Linked DNA regions of Mus musculus: regions 1 and 3 are each linked to region 2. The links are chromatin loops, found by intact Hi-C in ENCODE. Cell type or tissue: left cerebral cortex. All regions are shown on one strand.

The links. A loop is a pair of places that touch in the nucleus more often than their neighbours do. Peaks named below come from ENCODE experiments on the same cell type or tissue, not always from the same donor. Only the 100,000 strongest peaks of a DNase experiment are listed, where the experiment ranks them.
Region 1: a loop joins it to region 2, with 13 times the contacts of the local background. A loop is called at or near these places in 23 of 42 quality-filtered maps.
Region 3: a loop joins it to region 2, with 4 times the contacts of the local background. A loop is called at or near these places in 4 of 42 quality-filtered maps.

Annotation. Positions count from the first base shown.
Region 1 is chr2:92,481,835-92,489,834 of GRCm38, reverse strand. No RefSeq gene overlaps it. Among named protein-coding and RNA genes, the nearest start is that of Slc35c1, 26 kb to the right of the region's middle. In left cerebral cortex, CTCF peaks have their summits at 940 (motif pointing left), 3,223 (motif pointing right) and 4,028 (motif pointing left); DNase peaks (open chromatin) are centred at 3,246, 4,007 and 4,970; H3K4me3 peaks cover 285 bases; H3K27ac peaks cover 219 bases.
Region 2 is chr2:92,808,117-92,816,116 of GRCm38, reverse strand. The region is part of intron 1 of Gm39880 (a long non-coding RNA gene); the gene reads right to left. Gm32413 (a long non-coding RNA gene) reads right to left here. Exons shown (of 2, transcript XR_374794.3): 2 at 4,398-4,929. Gm13791 (a long non-coding RNA gene) reads left to right here. Exons shown (of 5, transcript XR_001783401.2): 5 at 3,033-3,170. Among named protein-coding and RNA genes, the nearest start is that of Gm32413, 5.2 kb to the right of the region's middle. In left cerebral cortex, a CTCF peak has its summit at 4,950; DNase peaks (open chromatin) are centred at 3,566, 4,245, 4,955, 5,938 and 1 more place; H3K27ac peaks cover 3,955 bases.
Region 3 is chr2:92,667,633-92,675,632 of GRCm38, reverse strand. No RefSeq gene overlaps it. Among named protein-coding and RNA genes, the nearest start is that of Gm13816, 71 kb to the left of the region's middle. In left cerebral cortex, no CTCF peak of the experiment used is centred here; DNase peaks (open chromatin) are centred at 2,380, 3,301, 3,832, 5,025 and 1 more place; H3K27ac peaks cover 5,438 bases.

The DNA of each region.
Region 1 (8,000 bases), 330 kb after region 2:
GAACATGGAATCTTATCCTGCCCCACTCTCTCAACCTTTGCTCAGAGTATCTACACTGTATACACTACCCACCTGTTAGTTACACCGCTGTTTCTGCCATGGGATTGATTTCCACAGTATCACTAGCCTTATGCTATATGCAGCGTGCCCATACTGTATACTACCTGCCCACTAGGTACTTAGCCATGACTTTTATTAAGTTTACTATCATAATCAGTTTTTAAAGCTTTATTTATTTATTTTATGTGTATGAGTACACTGCCACTCTCTTCAGACACACGAGAAAAGACCATCAGATCCCATTACAGATGGTTGTGAGCCACCATGGGGTTGTTGGGAATTGAACTCAGGACCTCTGGAGTAGCAGTAGCAGTGGTTAAGTTAGTTCTTAACCACTAAGCCATCTCTCCAGCCTCCAGGGCTTATGTTTTATATACTATATCCACACTGTATACAGTACCTTTTAGGCACTTAGCTATCTCTGTCATCTAATCGACTATCATAGTATTATATGTGTACACACACACACACACACATACATACACGTAGTATTATAGGGTCTGTGTTTTCTTCAGTGCAGCCACACTGAGGCACTTAGTTGTCTCATAAACATTATCGTGTCACAGCTTATGTCTAAATAATCTTTGTTTTACTTGATATAGCAATCTTAGTTCATCATTCATTATTGTTGTCTCTTTCTGTATCTAATTTATAAGTTAGACTTTACCACAACTATGTATATAGAGAAGAAGAGTATAGCATTCATAGAGTTCATTATTGTCAGTGGTTTCAGATATTCATGGGAGTCAAGAATCCATCCCTTGAGGATACAAGAGAATTCCTTCCTGTGTTGCATCAGTCCTAGCAGTGTAGCACACTCTTGGTAGCACCCCTCCTGAGGCCCTGTACTCCTACTTGGCCTAGGACGCCCCCTATAGGCCAAGGAGAGGCCCTCCTCACAGCCTGGTTGGCTGAGGAAATCCAACATACTCCTTATATAATGCAACCTCTGAGGTCGGTAGGTGCCAGGACAGTGGTAGGGTTCTCTCCTCTGGCTTTGCCTGGCAAAAGGAAGATAAATGGTTACTACTAACTGTTGTCTTCCAGGAGAAACTGTGCCGTTAGACCTGAATGGGGGGAGGGAGCCATCATGCTCCAGCAGGGGGGCCAGCCTCTGTATGGGAGGCAAGATGGACAGACAAAGGCGCAGGTCCAGCGAAGAGCGCCTGGATCAAGCTGCACCCGAAACGCTCATCGCTTCTGGACTTTTTCGACTTTTCTAGTTTGAGTCAGAGAAGTTTCCTCTTTCTGCTCCCGAGACTGAAAGAGCCCTGTCTCAGGTAGAGCTAAATGCCCAGAGACTGAGCCATCAACAGGCTTAGGACCATCACCATACCTCAGCTCTGTTTCCGTGCTGCCTTCTCTCTTAGGCTGGCTCTGCTTTCCCATCCAAAGATAACGTCTAAAAGTCCGAATCCAGCCGAGCCACTTCCGTGGGAGGAATAGTTCTTTACTGGTCAGCGTTTATCACACCAGTGCTGTGTAACAAGCAGTTCTGAAAGCTCAGTCACTGACTACAATTTTTCTTTTCACTCTCATAAATATGTGGGTCATGGGTCATGCTGAACTCCAAGCTTCAGCTGGCCTTAGTGAACTCTCCGTCCTGAGCCTCCCAGGGGAAGCTGCCATGGCCAATGGGGCAAACGCCCCTCAAAGTGGCAGTCAGGGGGAAATCACGCATGGTGCTTCCTTCGGGTCTGACTGGCTTGTCACTGCTGGACAGTTTCCATAGACAGAAGCAGAACAGACGGCAGAGCCCTTGGTGGCTCAGAGGGGAAGCCTATCTCCCACTGCAAGGACAGCAGGGAGGACCGAAGGGGCCTTTGTCCACAGACAATGTTATCTTTCTCAAGAGAATTTCCTTGAACTAGGTCCCTCAGCTGATGCAGGGTGCCTACCCTCCCTGTTGTGCCTTGGCAAGAGAGAGGTCGGGAGGCTCACAGGGCACCGTAGCCATCATCAATGCAACAGAGCCTTTGTAGGCAGTCAGTCAACAAATTCGTGAACTGCCTAGACTGGCACTCAGTGGCTCTCAAGGCACATGTCCGTCTGCTGAGAAAGTTGGGGAAAGCACAGGTTCCATGTTGGTGGGTCTAAGCAGAGCCTGGAAGTCATTTCTATGAAGACCCCACTGGGTACAAAAAGACCAGATGAGTCTCTCAGCCTTCAAACACTACTTTTGCATCTGCAAAATAGCAATCCACCTGCCATGTAGACTGGCAGGGCTGGGACGTGGGATGCGGTGCATGGCGGCCTAGCCATTGCCCTTCATCCACCCTACGCTCCCCAACTCCCTGCCTCCAGGAAAGAGCTCACAGTCTGGCAAGTATTGCTGCATTTCCCATTAACGGCCCTAAACGCTCCCTGTAATACCGTTGATGTGATCCCCAAGACTCAATTACAGTTATCAGGCAATTAGGCGCACCACAGCGAGGTGATTGCAAAATTAATGCCGGCCCCATCCAGCGGCTTTGGATCTTCCCATGATTCCACCATCCCACATCTGGGAGATGACAGCTGATCTCCCTAGGAGAAAAACTGTTCTTAGGAGAGAACCCTACAGCTGAGAGCCCTCACTTGCTGAGGGGCTGCAGAACAGGTAAAGTAAGGCAAAGGCAAGCAGGCTGAGCTGGGCAGCTGTCCATGCCTTCCTGACTGATATCATCCCCTTTTAGAGAGAGAAACAAGTCCTCCCTGCCTTCAGTTGTTAGGAAAATAGTCTGTGTGTTGCCTCACTGGGTCTCCAGGGGCTCCTGTCTGAGCCTCTGTGTCCTCAGCTGGGAGGGACAGGGATAGTAAGTCATGGCCAGCCTGTGAATTGGACCAGAGGGCAGTATGAAAGGGGATTCGGAGTTTGCTGTGGACAGCTCCATGTCTTAGTGACCATCTGCACCCTCAGGGGACACTTCGCAGGTCTCTGTCCTTGGGTGACCATGGCACAGTCGTGTTTAACCCCCTTTGGGAGACAGAAGTTTGCAGGTATCTGGATGCATAGAAAGGAGAATCAACTTCTGAATGTGGATTTAAGTGAACTTTGACCCGTACTGTTAATGAAAACAAGGCACACACATGCATGCTCACTGGTGACACCTTAGAATCAATCCCCTAGCCTCCAGGCTCAGCCCCACCAGACCCTTTGTAGTTGAGCCTGTGGTTCCACAACTGTCCACAAGACGGCGCTCCCACTCTAGTAGTCCCCGGACCCTAATGCATTGCTATTCAAAACGGAGCCAGGACTTGGTTGTCAAAAGAGAGAAAACGCGGCTGCGGAGGGGAGGGCGAGTGTTCTAGCTCCCACCCAGTGATCCCTGCCCTATTTCTTACAGCGAATTATGGTCTGAAACAGGGAGTCGGGAAAATCTGTAGTCACCATCCTGTTTGGAGCTTAAAGACAAGGGAAGCCAAAGTTATGAAAAGTGAGTTTTCGGGTTTTTCAGACGATCCCTCAGTTACTGACTCTGTGGCCACAAGTAGATTACGTAGCTTCTCTATCCCTCTGTTTCCTCAGTTCCTCCCCAGTTTCTGTGCAAACCCACTTAACATCTACAAGTGTCTATATATTCAGATCACTGGCTGCTTTCCTAATGCAGGTCTCATTTCAGCAGCGACACACACACACACACAGAGGCACACACACATAAGCACAGGTACACACACAGAAGCACACATGTGTGCAAATTAACATGCACACACATGCACAGGTACACATATACACCCAACAAGGCCTCCCTGACCCTCTCTGCTGATACTTCTTGTGACATGAAACCGTCACATTGCTTGGGAAATTTGTTTTGTATGTTGATTTAGTCTTCTCCTGGACGGCGCACTTTTAATGGAAGTAAGACCTGAGTGTCCTCGTCCCTGAAAGGCGAGGACGCGCATGATATCTGGTGGATCCCAAAGCCCAGGCAATCTCTCCCGCTCTGCCCAGCCGGCGGCGGCTTTAGCTCTGTGCTGGTGCTGCCCTCCAGTGGCGCTGGGCCCATGACACCTGCTTTTTTTAGTGTCCAAGCGTAATCTTTTCATCCCCTCTATCTACATGGGTCCACCACTAGCCCCGAGGCTCTGTAGAAAGTGGTGGAGAAGGTGGGACCTTGTCTCCCAATGATCATCTCACCTAAGTCTGAATTGCAAGCCCCTGAGAAAAATAAGCTTAATGTCAGAAGACCCCTTGGGGCCGACTTAATAAATACGGTGTCTGTCTTTACATAAAACCCTGCAGGGGCCAAGCCAGTCTGACTCTATTTTACTGATGAAACTCTAAGACCCAGCATCATACAAAGATAAAATTGTCTGGCCTGGGACTGAAGAGATGGCCCAGCCGTTAAGAAAGCTTGCTGTTCTTGCAAAAGATCCAAATCCGGCCCTCAACATTTCCGTCGAGCTACTCACGACGACGATCTGGAACTCCAGCTCCAGGGCATCCGACACCCTCTTATAGCCTCTACAAGCACACACAAACACGAGGCATACGAAGAAATAAAAAATAAAAAATTTAATTGCCTGTCCTAAAGGACCTGAGAACTCGCTCCTCCACCCTCCACCTTCCAGGCACAGGGCAGCTGCACCTTGTGCAAAACCGCGGCCGCATAAACCGGTCCCTGGAGTGGTATCTTTCTTCTGTAAGACTGCCATTTCTTTTTCCCCTCGACATTGTCACTAAATATTTCACTGAGGATCTGCAGGAAATTAGGGCGGGCCGTCTTCATAGGGTCAAGTCGCATCTTTCTTTCCAGAGTTATTGGTTTTTCGGGCCACCATTTCATCACTTATAGAGCGCTCAGATGACAACGTTACAAGACACAGATAAGAGATTCCCATGTCGGTGGCTGTGAATGTGGGCAGTGGTAAGCTGGGGCAGGATTCGCTCACAGAATTTACAAACTGCGACGCGCGTAAAAGAGAGCGCATGCGCTGCCGCTTTGCCTATGGCGGGTTTGCAGTCCCCATTTAGTAACCCACTTGGCGCCTCCAACTCACGGAACTTGGGCAACGCTTGGGAGGCTGTTCTGGTGGTTTTGTTTGTTTGGTTTTTACAGAGACTATTGCTTTGTGATCAACTTCACTCAAGCAAATTACACAAAGCCACATAGTTTCGGTTTCAGACAGGTCTCACCCTACTGCGTTTCCCTGGTTCTGCCCTCACCACCATCACCACCACCACCACCACCACCACCACCACCACCACCACCACCAGAGGAGGTGGGATAAAGAAGACTAACTTAGCAAATTCCAGCCAATGCCAGGCCGTGTGAGAGTTGGCTGTGACTGTGTCCCCTGCATATAATTTGGTTGGCCCAGCTGTCAGGACAACTGGTGATGCTGCACGCTGAAGAAGGGGGGCCACCCATCCCACCTGAGGGGCCGGAAGGGGCTTTTGGTTCGTGTTGGGTGGGGGAGGATAGAAAGAGACCATAGGAAGAGAGACAGTCTGAGTTTGAAGTATGTGTAGGGTTATCTACGTTCCTACACTGCCAAGAGGGGCTCCTCAGCCCAGCCTCTGGGGCTTGGCCCTCTAACCTTCCCAGGCTAGCCCCAAAACAGGGCACTCTAGGGAAGAAAAGGGACAGGCAGCCAAGCCAAACTTTGAACCAACTGGTTTTGCTTGCATATAACCTTGAACAAACCTCTCTGCAGACTCTGTCTCCCTGCACCTCAGTTTCTCCCTCCCTCTTTAGAATGGGGAGAACAGTATCATCTGCTCCCCAGAATAAAGCAAACGAATCACAAGAATAGCCCTCCTAAGGGAGGGCAGGAGCCCGGCTCTGACTTCTCACCTCTGAACTGGGTCTGCCTGAAGGGGAGATGGACCAGCTCCAGGGGCCTCTTCACTCTCAGCTGCCCCAATTAGCCTGCTCCTCCCAGCTGCCCCCTTCCCAACACCGCGGAAAAGATGCAGGAGCACTTAGTGAGTATAGGAGGTTGGGGATTGTCTTAATCAGGATTTCAAAACACCACGACCAACTTGGGGAAAAAAGGGTTTATTCAGTTCACACTTCCACATTTCTGTTCATTACCAAAGGAAGTCAGGACAGGAACTGAAACAGGACGGGATCCTGACATCAGGAGTGGATGTAGACACCACAGAAGAGTGCTGCTTACTGGTTTGCTTCCCCTGGCTTGCTCAGCCTGCTCTCTTGTAGAACCCAGGACCACCAGTCCAGGGATGGCACCACCCACAATGGGTTGGGCCCTCGCCCTCTTGATCACTAATTGAGAAAATAAATGCCTTATAGCTGGATCTCATGGAGGCATTTTCTCAACTGAGGCTCCTCCCTCTTTGATGACTCTAGCTTGTGTCTAGTTGACACAGAACCAGGGACACTCGGGTGTCCCACTTGTCCAGTCCCTCACTAGTAAATAGCATCAGCTAGGGCAAAGGTCGTGGCCAGAGCTGGGACTTGCTGCCTGGAAGAAAAGGGGCTTTACTTCCTTTCAAGATCCCAGCTCTCCTCAGAGCTCTAAATCCCCAGATTACCAGACCTCAACGTTCCCATCTGAAAAATGGGATGCCTTAGATTCTCTTGCTGTTTCAACTTTGACTGCCCCGGATGTCTGAACTTGGGGCTCTCACCCCTCCTAGTCCTCCAATATGTTTCTTTGTCTCCCCTTCTTGTGTCTGTTCTGTCATGAACCCCTCTATTTCCCCTCTGCTGCTCAGAGCTCTCAGGCCCTGCCTAGATACATCTGTGACTCCACACACTCTTGTTCTCTTTTCTCTCATCAGCCTCAAGTCTGCTGTGGTCTGGTGCCCCTCCTCATTACTGCGACCCTTCTCTATGCCTGGGCTTCCACACTGATCTGAAAGGTTTCAGGTTTGAGATTCAAGAGGGACACTGAGGCAGATTGTCCTTTGGGTAAGAGGGTCATCAAAAAAGTTGCTGATGCTGTAGACAGAGCACTCTGAAGAAAGATTAGGCACTTCACACAAGGGCCCCTTCTACACTGAAGACGGATGGTGATTATGCAATGCATGATTGATAGGTAGTTTGTGGTATGTGTTTACAGTCAGGCTGCCTCTCAGGGTGAGAGGTCTAGTGTCTGTACTATAAAATCAACTCTGAGGACAGAGAGCAGGCATCTAGGAAAAGAAAAAAAAAAAAGTTAATGGAAGAGATTTGTAAGATGACCCAGCCCTCAGTTACAGTCCTCTGCACCAGGGGCTGCACTAGAGCACAGCAGTTCTCTCCCAGCCTCCAAACACCAAGAGAAGACAATGGAACAGGAGAAAGAATCAGGCAGGCTAGCTCAGACTCAAGGAAGCCCAGGCTAACTGGCCTGGGGCCCACCTCACCCTTCCTACCCTCTAATCTCTGCCAATTTTTAAGAGCCTCTTTATGTTCCTGTCTCCTGTGGAAGACAAGGATGGAGGCACCTCTCTCTCTCTCTCTCTCTCTCTCTCTCTCTCTCTCTCTCTCTCTCTCTCTCTCTCTCTCCCTCCCTCCCTCCCTCTCTCCTTCTCTCTCCCCCTCTCCCCCTTCCTCTTCTCCTCTCTCTCTCTCCCCTCCCCCTCCCCCCTCTGAGTTCCCAGCACCCGGTTCCTGATTGGGAAGGTAGAGGCTAGAGAGCAAGGCAGGAGCCATTGACACAGATTTCCCAGCTGCTTGTTCGGTCCAGTTTGGAAGTCCTTTGGGAAAGGACTGTCCTAAAGGCTCTCCCTTGCCAGCCCCCTCCTCATGGTCCCCGGGACCCTTGAGCTAGTGTCCATCCTTGACCTGAAGAATCAACCATTTTTCACTCAGCGCGGGTCCAGCAACAAGGAGCAGGGGCTTTGGGTGGGAAAACAGAGAAAAGGAAGGGTTACCCACCGTGGGAGGTCTGCTTCTGGGAGGTGTTGAAAAACACCTATTGAGGACTGGAGAGATGGTTCATTGTTTGAGAGCACTTGATGCTCTTGCAGAGGACCCAGGTTCAATTCCCCGCAGCCCCGTGGTGGATCA
Region 2 (8,000 bases):
TCCCAGTGTACTACCCAAAACAGGAAGCAGAGAGAGCTAGGTATAAGGCCAGCATGATATTCTCATCACTGGTCAACTGACTGTCACCCACAGAAGTGTGCCGTTAGCCAATTCCATAAACTAGCCTGCCTGCTTCCACCCCAACCCAGCAGGAACATTCAGGCAGCTGGGGTCTGGGAGAGCTCAGGTGTCCACATCACTGTGATTACATGTGAGATGGCACAGGGCTAGAGATGTCATCTCTTGCTGTCAATATTGTTTGTCTTCATGTGAGAAATGCTAGGCGCCTCTCAGCACTTTCCAGTATTTTCTTTCTTTCCCATCTGCCTGAGGTCAACAATGAAGATAGAAATTCTCCTGTTTCCACAAATATCTGGAGTGTGCAGGACCCACACTCAGGGCCCTCAGAAATGTGTCCAGCAGAGACCTGTAGCAGTGACTTCGGAATTGTCCTGACAAGCCTAGAAACTAGTCACATCAAGAACTTTCTAGGCCTGAGGAGATGGCTTAGTCAAGTAAGGCACTCTCCTCACAAAAAGGAGGGCTTGAGTTCAGTCCTCATCACTGAGGCGACAAAGCTTAGTGTAGTGGCATACACTGGTAATCTATAATCCCAGAGATGGCACGGTGTGAAAGAGAGGCTGGTGGATCCCTGGAGCTCGCTGGCCAGTGAGCAGATCTTCCTTGGTGAATTTCCAAGTCAACGAGAGACACTGTGTTTCCAGAATTCCTTCCCCAGGGAGATGTAAACAGCATTTGTCCCTTCCTTATAAGGTCCAGACAGTAAACTGAAGTACCCTTCCACCCAAGTTCACCCAGTGAACCAGTGATCCTTATAGGATCATGGGAAAATCCAAAGCAGCCACACTGGAAACTCTTCACCCAGCACAGCTCTGCCTCAGCCACATAGGTGGAGTCTATTCTGTTGACCTGCCCCGGTTTGTATGCTCCAGCACCTCCTGAGACCAGGAGCCCTATGTGACTAGGGTAGAACTACATATCAATGACTGGGAAGAATGGCTGGAGTCTCAAGTTAGGGTTCAACAACCAGTCCCCCCCCCCCCATGCCCAGCTTCTGTGAGGGAATGGCAACTGTCAGCAAGCCCTGTGGCAATGGGCTCTGCAGGCAGACACAGCCGATCTCAGGAAGATGATGTGTTTTCTCCCAGAGGTCCACATTCTACAGCACTCTGTCTCAAGCAACAAGTAGAAGGCAGTGGAGGAACACCTGAGATTCTTCCATGATCTTCATATACACCTGTACACATGTATGCTTGCCCATGAGCACACACACACACACACACACACACACACACACACACACACACACACACCTTTCAACCCCTTCCTTCTCTGCCCCCAAATTTAATTCATCCACTCTGGCTGGGTTGGTTTTGATCCTCTGAACACAGCTGACAGGCAGCCCATTCAACATGGAACCCAGCTCTCTTGGGAGAGTGCAGCCAGAGAACAAGTTCCAGAGGCTGCCTTGCCTAGGCTGGAACTGAACTTCTGGCACTCACTAGCTGTGTGACCCAGAAGACAACTGACCTTCCCAGGGTTATCACCCTCTTATAAAATGCCAACGAGCTGCCAGGCATGCCTGTGCATGAAATGATTGCCTGGGTTCCCCCTCTTCCCCAGGCCCACATCTGACTTGGAGGGAGACGCATCCCCACTTGCTCTTCTTAGGATATGCTGTGTGTGAGCACAGGCTTGACCTGGCTCAAATCTGGCTCCGTCCACTAGGTTTCCCTGGAGCCTCAGCCATCTCCTTGAACCTCAGTCTCAGCAGCCACAGAGGCCAGGGGCGTGAAACAGCTATGCCCATTCGTTTCCCCTTTCTGGGCTTCCTCTGAGCTCTCAGCATCTGCTCTTGACCACAGCCCTCATCTGGAATGTCTCTTTCTGGCATGTCTCTTGCAATGGGACACTTGTGCCTCCTCTCTCTTTGGGGTGTCCCCTCCCCAGGAGATTGGTGCTCTCAGGAGGTAGCCTCTGTGCCTGTCTCCTATCTGCTTCCTCAGAGATCTTGGGTCTGCACACAGGGCCCTCAAGGACAACCCACTGGGGTCCCTCAGATGGAGTATGTATATGTAAAGTTCTCTTCTGGCTCTGCCTCCACTGGGTTCACCCAAAGGCACTTTGAAGAAGCTGTCATATGAAAGATACAACTGTATTCAGCACACACTATGTGGACTTGGGATTCTGACCTTGGTGTGGGTTGACTGAAGCCATCAGCTACTGTGGAACTGATTGTGTGTGTGTGTGTGTGTGTGTGTGTGTGTGTGTGTGTGTGTCTGTGTCTGTGTGTCTGTGTATTATTTGCCTTCAAGAAAGTAAAACAATGTTTTCTTTTCATATGCAATATGAAATAGACAATAGCAACAATGAAAACTATGCAACTGGACTGGTCTCAGTTTACTTTACCTCAGGGTTTAAGGCAGGAGGGCAAAAATCTAGAGCCATCTGCACTGGGACAGGTGTGAGGAGGGCTAGGTGGGGAAGCACGAAGGGGCTTATCAGTACAGCTGCCCCTGACAGCCGCTCTTGGGTCTGCATTCTAGGCAGCAAGCAGCTCCTCCATCTCTCGGTTGGAGTTATTAATGAGAATTATTCATTATTGAACAGCTAATGCTTCTTTGCAGTTGACACATTCAAAAACAAGCACCAAAAGGACGCAGAGTTAAAGGTCGCCCTCTGTCCCAGTTCCCCTTCCTGGAGGCAGCCAGGGCTGCTGTCCTTTGTGTGTTCTTCCAGATACAGCGTGTTTACGCTGGAGGAAAACTATTTATGCTCTGTGTTTGTGTGCTTAAATCCGTGTGTTTCCTTCAGTCGTACGCAATGGTGGCAGCCCGTGTCTGCCGTTCTGCCCCGTGCTTCTTTGCTTTGTGCTGGGTTGGAGGTGGGAGCTTACTAATTTGCAGAGCACCATGGTTACCCATGTGTCTGTTATAGAACAGCTCTTGCTTTATTTAGCCTGTCCTCCCTCCATGGACACACAGGTTATTCTTTTTTATTTTTTTTTTCAGAGGCAGTCTTCTCCAAGTCCGCATCCTCCGTGGCCCAAGCTCATTTGAAGGGGCAGATGATGTTGTTACCTGGTAGCCCCTGCAGCTGTCACCCCTGCAGCTCCCCCAATGCACCATCTGCTCCAGCTATGGCTCGTTTTCAGGCAAGTTGTTACAGGAACCTCCAGGGGTCACCTTTCACAGTCCTCTGCACCCCCAAATCCAGTGCGTCCTTTGAGTTCTACAAGAGACCCTGGCACATCTGCCGGCCCTCCTTGACTAATAGCACTTCTTGGGTCAGAGGCTTCACCATGGCTTGGACCACTGCAATAGCTGCCTTTCATGTAATGGAACACCAGACAAGGTCCATTCGGGAAAGAAATCTCAAGTCTCCATTCCTGCCCCGTTCCCCTCCCGTCGTGCTATGATTCTTGTTACTCTACACCCATCCAACTTTTATCCCATCGCCTACTGTGCCTTCTCTAGGGCACCATCCACACTCAGATCCCTCCCACAGTCCTAATTCCCTTTTCAGTCAAGTTCCAAAGTTAAACAGCATTTTCCCCAAGAAGGCTGCTGTGGCATACCACCTTAAGGAGGTTATTCATCCATCATTATACCTTCTCTATGGATTTAACTCAGTTGCCATAACAAGTAGAGATCTGCTTTTGTGTCTCTGCAAAGGCCACCTTCTCCACAGGAATAGCAGAGTCATCTGGAGGTTTAGGGACATTTGTCGTCCCCTAGGGAGTTAGCAGTGTCTCTATAGTTAAGTCTGGGTTCAGCCATGGCTATAGGCAGGCAGAGGGGAAAATAAAGCAAGACAGAAACAGACCTGTTGTCTTAAAGGCACTGGCTTGGATGAGGCACACACCTTTTCTGCTCAGATCCCATTGTTAGGAATCTCAGGCTGGAAAGTATGGTCTCTCTGGGCAGCCATGTCCACACTGATAACTGTACCTTTCTGGGAGGAAGGCATGCATGGAATTCAGTGGGTATGGAGGAATCTTCTGTTGTGGCCTCTAGGAGACCTTGTGGAGAAGCAGGTAACCCAGGGTTTGGGTGGGTGACTCAAGAACCCCAGGCGACCATCATCCAGGCTGTGAACCATTCTGTGCCTGGTTCTCTGCTGCTCTGTACTAAGGGGACAGTCCTTGGGCTCTCAGTCTCTGTTTTCTCTGACCATGCCTGTGGACTGGGCCTTCTCTAAGATCTCTCTCCTCTTTTGTGCCAGGTCGGTGATAATCAGGCTCATGGTTGAGCACTGGAGCTCAGTTAAGAGCCCCATCAGCAAATAAAAGTCACAGCGCCTCATGGGAGCCATGCAGACAGACAAACCTTCCAGTATCCGAGAAGCGCCTTTGAAGACAGATGCAGAGAGATGTCTTTTTTTTTTTTCATTTTCTTGTGTTATTTTTTTTTGCATTTGATGTAAAATTTGGCAAAGTGTTCAAGACACAAATCTTAAATGTTCCATTAACCAAACGAAACCTCTCGTGACTGGCTGTACTATGTATTAGATGTTATATACAGTAGACCACTACATCAGTAGTTTATGCACTTGAGCTATTTCAGGGTCGTTACATCATGAAATGAAACCTCAAGAAGTTCAATAAAATGTAGAACAATACAATTACAGATGTGTATCATTAAGTTTTCACAAATATTTTAGGAAATACTATCATAGTTTATATAGATATATATAAAACTTGGGAAAAAATCTTAAGTCCTTTTGGTGATATAGCAAGGCAGTATGTTCATTTGTAAAGTGGAAGTCCTGTTAACACGTCTGCATCGTTGACCTTCCAAAGGCTACAAACTGGCTGTTCAGTGCTGAGGCTCTCATCCCAGCTATTTCCTCTTCACATGCAGAAGATTATCTTTGTCATCCTTGACTGTCACAGGCATCCCCACGTTCCTGCCAATACCGGAGTCACCCAATAGGTGTCACTGTGTGCTCTTGAAAGTAATAAAAGTATGCTTAAAAAAAAAACCCTATCTAAAGTTAACTTGGACAAAGGGGATAAAAATCTCATTTGTATTCGAATGAACGACAGCTAATATTTATCCAGCACTTTAAGAGTTGAGGTCACAAGCTGAATTCCCAACACTTCAGGATCCTCATGGTCAGGTGGGGAAACTGAGGCTCTGAGACTCTGACTTGGCTGAGACCACACAGTTAATACACAGCACAAGCAGGATCTAGCCTCATTGTCTCTGCATCTGGAACCTTCCTTTATAACAAAGCCACCAGAGTAAGCTGTACAGGAGTAACTTGTCCACCATGGTCTCCGCAGACAGCATTCTGGGCTTATTTATATCTGTCCCCATTGGGAATGGAAGCATGGAAGACAAAGGATACTCTACTTGGGGATCACTCATGTCGGTCTTCTGTACCTATGGAGAACAGGAACCATCCTCACCTGGAAGGGCAGCTGTCTCTCTCACAAGGGTGGGCAGTGTCCACACTGCTGGTAAGGGCACCACTGGCCACCACTGGCCTCAATGGGAAAAGCCAGTCTCTGCCCCTCCCCCCTGAATACCTTGGCTGCTGTCACCTCCTCTCACTTTCTGGGGATGATCCCACACCCTCATCCCTGATCCTTTTTCCTCTTCCCACCATCAGCTTCTATCAGCCCCTGATCTTTCCAGATGCCAGTAATTCCAAGAAGAGATCCAGTCAAGAGTCAAGCTGCTGCTGCCCAAAGGACCTGGCTTTGCCTTCTTGGTTTCTGTATCATTACCCCGTCCCAAGACAGCAGGTTCTCTCCCAGCTTCAAAGAAAACAGGAGGCAGAGGAAAAGCCTGTGAGTAGAGAAACATAGGAACTTCATTCTCTCTGCCTCCTTGGAAAGCCACATGGCTGTTGGCAAAGCGTGCTAAAGAGCTGGGAAGATGGTTCAGTCAGTAAAGTGTTCATCTTGTAAGGGTAAGGACTGAGTCCAATCCCAGGACCCACATTTTAAAAAAATGCTAGGGGCTGGAGAGATGACTCAGCAGTTTAAGACACTTGCTGCTCCCAGCACCTACACCAAGCAGTTCACAACCACACGTAACTCCAGCTTCAGGGCATCTGCCCTTGTCTGAGCTCTATGGCACCTGCACACACGTGGTTTATGCACACACGCACATAACTAAAAATAAAAGTGCTATTAAAAAAGTGCTAGTCATGGTAGAACACTCTTATAATCCAAGTGTCTAGGAAGGTAGAAACTGATCCCCAGGGCTTACTCTGGCTGTCCAGCCTAGATCACATGGTGAGTCTCAGGCCAGTGACCTGTCCCTCCCCAACCCCCCAAAAACCTAGGAAATGGAAATGATAACCAAGGTTGTATACACACACACACACACACACACACACACACACACACACAGAGTGATTGTGTAAGTATGTGTGTGTGTGTGTGTGTGTGTGTGTGTGAGAGAGAGAGAGAGAGAGAGAGAGAGAGAGAGAGAGAGTATGTTTGTGTGTGTATGTGTGCTGTGATAGGGTTGGACCCTCCCTACTCTTCAACTTGCAAGGCAGCCAGGATTTGGAGTCTGAGAAATGCCTTTTCTCGTCTGTTTTCCAGGGTATCGCTTTTCTTAGGGCAAAAGATTGCTTCAGCCCCTTCTCCCTTCTCCTCAAGCTTGCCTGGCTCATCACAATAACCAGTCACATGGAGAACTTTCTCAGCCCAGCCTCACTGTGGTTCCCATGGCAACCACAGTGGCAGGTCAGATACCTCTCCTTCCCCATCCCTAAACCCAGAGGGACCCGACCTGACTCCCTGAGCATGACAGACAGCTCAGAGGTTTCTCTGGAGCTCAGGAGCTGGAGACTCCATTTGTCACCCTGGCTAGCTCTGTGTGCTTACTCTGAAAAAGTCTCTTAGAGACATACTATCTCTCATCCCCAGACGAGTAGCAACTCTGCTCCTGGATGAGGCTACCCCACTCAGAGCAGGTCACAGCCCACCACTGGACTGGAAGGTGGCGAGAACTCTCCCTAAGAACAGAAAGAAAACAGTCAAGGGTGGTAGGTCCCTGCCAGACCCAGTCTCCAAATCCCAAGGTTGTCAGGGTCAGATGGGCAATGGGATTTAGAGAAGTGGTAGGGGCAGAGGTCATGGGGTAGTTGATGGGCACCCTGCTGACTTTTGCCCGAAGCCTGACGGAAGAAGGCCAGGTGAGCGGGGCTTTGCCAATAAGACCTAAACTCCTGGTTTGCCCTGCACTCAGGTGTCCCCCACCCCTTCCCTACTCACAGCAAGCTGCCTGAGCCTGATGTTTCTTCCAGCAAGGATGCTTCCAGGAGACTGACCGAGGAGGGTCCTAACATTACCAACCACCTCTGGGGACTGTGGGGATGCTGAGCGGGTGGCTTGGGCAGCAGCATGGGCTGGCACTACCATCTGTTACCTCCCTCCATGGCAGTGCCCAGCAGGCCTCTGACTCAACCTTTGTTGCTCTCAGTCAACTTTGGACCTGAGTCCGTGAGTGGGTGGGTAATGAGCCCTCTCACCCTGGCAGTGGGGCATGAGGAAGAGGGAGGAAGGAGGGAGGGAGGGATGGAGAAACAGAGAGAGACAAAGAGATGGAGAGACAGAGACAGAGAGAGTATGCTCCTAGGGGCTGTGTGAGAGGGACCAGGCTGCTCTGATATCTCTGAGCAGTTGCCTCTGTTCCCCTGAAGGTGGGGATGGGTTGTTCTGTTAGGGAGTGGAGCGCTCAAGTTGAACACCTGACTTGACCACCTTAGGAGGCTCAGAAGATGTTGGTGTGCTCTCTTCTGCACTTGCAGACACTATGCAGAAGTGGGAGTGGAGAGGGAGTGTCTGGATGCAGGGCTGGGGGCTGGGGGTTGGTGGCAGAGGCTCACCAGCGCTCTGCTTTGCCTCTGTCTTGGGTTTCTCTTTGACTCTGAATCTCTCCGACTCTTTCTATCTTCTCCTGTCCCTCAGAGCAGCAGTTTCCATCTCTCAAAAAGGCCGGAGGACAAGGGGGATG
Region 3 (8,000 bases), 140 kb after region 2:
AGGAGGAAGGAAGTCTGTTCACAGGGAGACCTCCTGCAGAGACTGGTAGCCTGTCCCTGGAGGATGCTGAGTCCCTGTGTGGGGTAGCTGTGGGCGACAGCAGAGGCGGAAAGAGAGGAGAGGTGTCTGGGAGGCAGATGAGACAGGGCTGGGTGACTGATGGGCCGTGGGAGGTGAGTGACGCTTGGGGACTATGAATAACAGCAGCTTCTGGGAGACTGTGGGGGGCAGCCCCCCTACACAGACAACCCGGATGCCTGGCTCAGAGCAGTGCTGTTAGCAAGCTGTCTTCTCCCTGTGGTGCACCGTGATCCCCAAGCCTTTGCCCACATTGCGTCTTGAACAAAAAGATGCGCTACGTATGGGTCTGCCTCAGCTTAAATAAACTACTAGGAAACCTTTTCCAAAAACTTTCTCCGCTCTGCTTTTAGCACCTGACCCCCAAATATGCTATGCATGCACCCACAATATGTCCCTGTCCCTTTTAATACTTGTCCCCACAAATAGCTTACCAACTGTCCCAGGAAGGGTAAGAGTCACTTACAATACCTGGCAGATAGGATACAACTTAAGGCGATATCACACCTTCAAACATGGAATATGGGAGAAGATGGGACTTCAGTATGGGCTGCCCTAGGGTGAAGGAGCCTGGAACTCATCCCAGAAATGCATGGGCAGTTAGTTCTAAGGACCAGAAGCTCAACCTGTGGCTGCAACTCAATTATTGATAAAGTGCTTCTCTAGCATGCGCAAAGCCTCAGGTCCAACCCGCAGCAGTACTTGAGTGTGGTGTTAGAACATGCATGTGATAAAGTACTGCGGAGGTGGTAGCAGGAAGGTCAGCTGTTCAAGGTCATCCTCTGGGGCAGTTAGTTGAAACCAACAGGAGCTATACAAGACCCTATAAATCAATCAATCAATCAATCAATCAATCAATCAATCTTCAGTTCCTTTAAGGACCTGAAATCCAGAGGGGTTGGTCTGCCAGGCCATTTGGGCTTCTCTGCCCCTGCCCACCTCACCCCATCCCTGCCAGTCCTGCCACCATTGAGGTCTCCAGAGCACTGGCCCATCAGCCATTCTCAGAAAGGGAACAGCTCTAGAGTTTACAGTGCCCACCTCTCCCCTGGGAAAGCTTTTCCAGGGGCCATTGGAGATTCAATTTCCAAACACAAATGAGGTTTGAGGTTAACCGCACCTTCATTTCCACGTGGAAAGTCCTGGAGTGAAGCCTTCCTCCCTTCCTTCCATCCTTTGCTGACAAACCCATCCACTTCCATTCCCAGCAACCCACCCTCCACCACTGTAAGGGGAAAAAGAAATGACATTTTCCCTTTACATTGGAAATACTTAAAAGTCCCAAGAATAGATTTATAGGAATATTTTAACCTTTTCTTTGATCCTTGAAATGTCATTGTTCTGTGGGCTGAATCGCCAAGGGTGACCTTTTCCAGTAACCGCGGGGTGGGGAGCTCCTGCTGGCTCTTTGAAAGGAGCTTCATAGCTCTCCCTGCATTCCACCCCTACCCCAGCCTGAGCCAGTGGAAGGACCAGAGAGGTAACAAGGAGGGCTGGCTCCTCAGCCTGATGCCACCACACATGTGACCTTACCTGCCCCACAGAGCCCAGGCAGTTCCTCCAGCTCTGCATGGGACCAACCACTTGCCCTCCCCACTCTGTGGCCTTGAGACCCACACACGTGGAGATGTGTGGGACTCTTCACAGAATGCACTGGGGGAGGGGGTAAGATCAGACAGTGTGTGTTGTATTTAGTAGTTTCTGTGGAAAATAAAAGACCCTTTGAGTTTTTGCCCAGTGGCTGCCAACAATAAGTACTTATTTTCTGAGTGTATACATGTATGTATGGTGTATGTATTTATTGCATGCACATGAACATATGGTGCTTACAGTAGGATGATGGGTGCCTTCCTCTATACCTCTCTATCTTATGGCCTTGAGAGATAGGGTCTTTCACTGAACTGCAAACTCACCTTTCCCACTAATCTGGCCAACTACCTCTTTTCTGACTGAGCCATGTCTCTAGCTCCCAAACACTTATCTTTGAATGCAGAGGTCTTACAAGTATCTTGTGATCTATGCCAGCTTCTTCCAGGCATCTCTACTTCAGGATACAGACTCTGTACTCATGTGGGGATCCACAAAGGGGCTGACCACCTCATGATGAGGTCGCTGTATTAATCCATACAGCCTCTCCAGGTTTGGGCTCCACACTTGGCCAATATCAATCTCACCTACTTTCGGTTGGCCAAGCCAAGTCACTCGACTTGGATCCTGCAATGGGGCAAGGGTGAAGGCGTGGGCTCAGGGGAGAGGGAAGCAGCTATCTGCTGGGCAGAAATCCAGTCTATCAGAGCTTGTAAAGCCTTGGCACCATGCCTGTCTGTGACAGAACTCCGAATATGAATTCCTTTTCATACAACATTGCAACATTATTATGTTTTACGGCTCAGATTAATTCATTATAATTCACTGTAATAGCATCAGCCTTTTGGCTGATCGCACACGCCTTACTGTCCGGCTCCTGTGGGCCATGAGGTATCACACATGAATCAGCTCTCCCCTGATTCAGAAGCTTAATGCCTTTAAGCTTTTAAACTTTAATTATCTTGATGAAATTGTTTGTGGGGGTGTTTCACACCTTCCTACCTTTTTAACTAGAGCCCGCTGAGTGCCACTGAGCCCTTCACATTGATAGACTGGGGCCTCGGTGATGGGACCTGCCCAGGTTCTCTGCTGGCACACGGAGATGCTAAACCTGGTCTGTGCAGCACTGACTGGCCCAGCAGGGCACTCTTTACATTATGTCTACAACAAGTGGCCAGAGGACATCTGTCCTCTATGGATCTGCTTGTCAGGATCAGAAATGAAGAACCACAGACTCTGGCTAAACCCATTTTGGCCTCCCTAAAATCTGTTCTGATGGTTGCAGGGGTGGATTTTTTTCTAACAGACTATTCTAGTGGGTCTAATCTGAGTGTAGCTTCAGGAGCTCACGGTGCTCAAAGCACTTGAGAAGCAGTTAACCTACTCATCCTTCCCTGTGAGAGAGCCCGGTGGAAGTTTCACAGTAGCTGAGGAACTTCCCTTATCCCAGCCCCTCACCCTGCTTCCTTTTCTTTAGCCTTCATCTGCCCCTTCACACCCTTTCTCCAGAGTCCTTCTCTTTTCTGCCCATTTTGCTCCATCCTGCCTCCTCCTGTTCCCTCCCTCTTCTTTTCTTACTGTGGATAGAAGAGGCGTACCAACATTTAAACACATTCTAAAATAACTGGCTCATTCCTTCTGGTGCTGCTAGGCACCTCCTTCATCTTAAATTGCTTTGGGAACATGGGGGTGGTGGTGGAGCTCAGTTGGTAGAGTGCTTGCCTAGCCTGCAGAGAGTCCTGAGTTCGGTCTCCAGAATCACAGAAACTGGGTGTGGTAGTGCACACCTGTAATCCCAACACTCCAGCGGTGACAACAGGATGATCAGACGTTCAACATCATTCTTAGCCTTATAGCAAATTTGGGGCCAGCCTGAACCACATGAGACCCTACCTTAAAAGTGGAAATAAATTTTTAAAAAATCAAATCACAACTTGCTTCTGAAAACACTTGGGTTCTTGTCAGTCAACCTGTGGCTGTCTACCCCAACCCTTGGAGGTTAATTAAGTAAGCTCAGATGTCTTTCCAAATGTGCTAGGGATCACCTAGCTGTTCTGTGGAGGAGCTACGGCCTTGTGGAGCTGTCCTGGGTGCTGAAATGTTTCTCCTGCTCTGTTCTGCAAGCCATTGAAAGCGGTTGCTTTTCCTGCCCAGTCTTCTGAGCTGTTTAAAGTGGATACCAGAGCTTTTCGTTTCAGTTCTGTAACCTCATTGCTATGCCAGTGACAGATGTCTGTCTGCTTCGCTGGCCAGGATTTTTTTGGAAGGTGTTTAGGCCAAGAACAGTTGTCTATGGAAATAACCTCCAGGCTGTGACAAGCTAGCTCCTGAATTGGTTGCACAGAGACCTACGGCAGGGAGGAACCAAACTGACCAGTACCATGGTCTTACCTATACCCTCCACTTGCTAGATGCAGGATATTGGGATGGGCAATGTCTGTCCTATTCTGGACTCCAAAACCCACTTGGTAATGTGATCTACAAGATGGCAATCAACTCTCACGGGGGCATCTATAATTGTAAGGCCAGTTGGGGGGAGATGATAAAGTGGAGATAATGGTAAAGAGCCCTTTACAAAGAGTCAGGAGCTGTGCTTCATAACCTGCCACCAAAAGTTGTGTCATCTGGTGCCATGCTTTGACCTTCATCCCCAGACCTTCGAGAGGCTGGAAAGTCTAAAATCAAGCAGGCTTGTCTGGTGACACCTGCACTCCTCTTACAAGATGGTGTTTGAGGCTTCATCATTGGAGTGGGGTTACCATCTTGTGCTATCATGAGAAATGCAGAAGAGAAAGAGAACCCTGTGCCTCATGGAGCCTCTTCTAGGAGGAAGACTCCTTACTATATAGCCCAGGCTGGCCTCAAACTTTTGCCAACCCTTCAATCCCAGCTAATTGAGAAGACTGTCATGTTGGCTATTAAGTATCAATACCTGAACTTTGGAGGTGAGACATTTAAACCATAAAGGGATAAAGCAGGAGAAAGGGATCGCTTGCTCTCCTGCCAACTCCCTGCTGCTGCCCAGGGCTTCTGAGACAGGCTCTGCCCCCTTGGAACGAATGGTCCGGGTATAACAGACTAGAAAAGAGAGGAAGGAAAAGTGCCTTTCCCAAGGCAAACAAGCAAATAGCCTTTCCCATGCTTTCCTGACACTGGGAGATTTAAATGCAAAATGTCCCTGACGAACACCTGCATTTGAACATGCTGGCTAGTGGTGCTGTTTGGGGGGACTTGTGGAGCTTTTAGGAGGTGAGAACCTAGCTAAAGGTAGTCGGTGACCAGGAAGCAGGCTTTATAGGTTATGTCTCTGGCATTGTTTCCAGCCTGGATTCTGTTTTGATTCTCCCTCATCTAATCCGTATTCATTTATTCATTCATTTATTTTGAGATAGGATCTCTCAAGGTCCAAGTTGGCTTCGAGTTTATTACATAACAGGAGGAGCTTAGGCTTCTGTTTTTCCTACCCCCACCTCCAGAGTGCAGGAGTGTGCAGGACAGACTGGCCTTTACAGCCAGTTTGTATGTGGTGGTGAGGATCAAGTCCATGCTAAACAAGCACACCACCCACTGAGCCACACCCCTATGCCACCACTGATCACTCTACAGTCAAATTACCAGTATGCCCTCATAATGGCTGACCTCCCCGGAGCAGGGACTCTGTGACAGGCACAATCACATGCTTCTCCTCCCTGAAGCCCAAGGAGGGAAGGACTGATATTAGTGCACGCTAGTGGCTAAGGCTGCTAACTCTGAAGCTGGTACGCAACTAACCACCCCAAGGTCAAGGGCTAAAATTCCATAGCTATATTCTCTCCATGTCTATGGCCCTTGCTCATGCTGGCAGCTATTATGCTGTCCTAACTTTTCCCCTTAAGTATAGTTATATATGTATTTCATGCCTCTCTCTCTCTCTCTCTCTCTCTCTCTCTCTCTCTCTCTCTCTCTCTCTGTGTGTGTGTGTGTGTGTGTGTGTGTGTGTGTGTGTGTGTGTGTGTGTGTGTGTTTGGCGGTCAGAGGGCGACTTGTGATTCTCTCCTTCCACTATTTGGGTCACTGTAGTCTCCCCTCCCCCAGCCTGAAACCTCCCGACAGGAGGCCGAAGACTAGCCTCAGCTTTACAATTTGCATTTGAATAAAGTACCTGGACTTCCCCAAAAGAAGTTCTGCTTTCCTACTTTCTCACTGTCGAGATTTTGTCTTTCAAGCAGGTAAATCAACATTCTCGAGCCGGACCAGCAGATGTGCATCCCCGCCCCCCTAGAGCACACAGGTGGCAGCTGTTATCTCCATTCTCAGGACATTTCCAGCACGTGGCTTTCAGTCTGAGCTAAAAATTAGGTTTACCAAGAGGGCTAGAAAAGTAGCTATTTCTATATTAATAAAGATTGGTTTTTATTTTGATAGACAGGCTTGGTCCCTTAGCTGACCTCTGGCTTTTCACCCTTGCTGTTACTGCAATGTGTCCTTAGCTCCTTAGGCTGTGAAAAAAACAGGGATGAAGAGGAACGACTTCCAGCTCCTATTTTAGCCACAAATCGTGGTGTTACTAATGACATAATTATTGCTGAGGCCTTGCTAAATCTGAGGTTGATAATTCTCCTTTAGGAGCTGCACAGCACTCAGAACTGTACATACTGGTTTGTGATCGTACAAATTCAGTATGGGTATCGCTTGGTGCAGAGAGCTACTGCAGGGGAAGGTCCAGCTTGACCATTTCTGAGTTTCCTGTGAGATAAACCCGGTTTGAAAGAGGTTGGTATCAAATTTTGGCTAAAAACCAAAAATATTTTCGGCTCTGCCTCCCCTCCCCAAAAGATACTGAGAGCCACAGGTGTGGGTCTTAACAGTACCCACGGGAGGAATCGGGTCAATGTCCACCCAAGCCAAGGTTAAAAGCCCACTCATCTATGGATGAGAAAATCATTTGATCACCTCAGTTAAGCGTTGCCGTATTTAACTTAATTAATAGGGGGGGAGAGAGATTGGAGACCGTACTATTGAAAGGGCAAGCCCTTCACTGTCTCCCACCCAAATAAAAAAGCCAATTGGCCTTGTACTACAGAACCCCTTCTCCCTGTTTCCCACCTATCATCCAAAAATGCGGAGGAATATCAACTTAGTGTTATTCTTATTATAGTGTATTTCAAATTTGTTCAGTCAAACTTAGCCAGAGTTCCAACGCCCTACTTAAAATTCAACTAGAAAGTTACCTACCAAGTACTAATTAGCATCATAAAGTCAGAGCCTGCAGCTCCAGGCTTTTCAGTTAGTTGTTTACTAAGATAAGAAAGGACAGTCTTAAGCCAGATACAGTTTACCATAAGAAAAGTTAAAGAATCCCAGGGAAGCAGGTTTTTTCTTTAGCCCTAGATTCCAGGCAGAACTATTGAGCATAGATAATTTTTCCCCTCTCAGGCCAGCTTTTTCTTTTTTTTTAATTTTGTTAATAAAAGGGAGGAAATGTAGTCTCCCCTCCCCCAGCCTGAAACCTGCTTGCTCAGGGGTGGAGCTTCCTGCTCATTCGTTCTGCCACGCCCACTGCTGGAACCTGCGGAGCCACACACGTGCACCTTTCTACTGGACCAGAGATTATTCGGCGGGAATCGGGTACCCTCCCCCTTCCTTCATAACTAGTGTCGCAACAATAAAATTTGAGCTTTGATCAGAATAACTGTCTTGGCTACATTTCTTTCTCTCGCCACCTAGCCCCTCTTCTCTTCCAGGTTTCCAAAATGCCTTTCCAGGCTAGAACCCAGGTTGTGGTCTGCTGGCCAGACACAACAGGTCACAGGGACCAAATTCAGATCATCAGGCTTGATGACAAGTGTCTTTACCAGCTGAGCCATCTCTCCTTCCCTGGCATTCTTTTAACAAGGACTAGAAGGCAGCGAGAGGCAGCTCTGCCTTCCTCTTGGCACTGGCTTCAGGTCATTCCAGGCAGCCCTAGGGCACCAGGACAGCACCAAGTTGCACATGGGGCAGGAGAGCAGCTATGGCCAGGCTGCCCGTGGAGTCCTGGAGCTCTGCCCGAGCATTAACAGCCATGCTGAGTGCATGCACCCCTCCAGTGAAGCAGCCTACCAGGGGCTTCCAGGACTCAGGCTGGAGAGCTCCGGGCAGATTTATCCTCCCAGAGGTCAGACAGCAGCTGTATTTCACCACAGGGCCGGCGAAGGCCCTCAGAGCCCAGAATTATGTTTCTATCAAATATCCATTTGTATGGTTTATGGGCTCCTGATGACCTGAAGCCACTGGATCTTGCCAGACACAAGCTCTCATGCCCGTGTGTTCTTGTACTCTCTGTGGACGGTCCACTGCATGTAGGAAAAAGATGG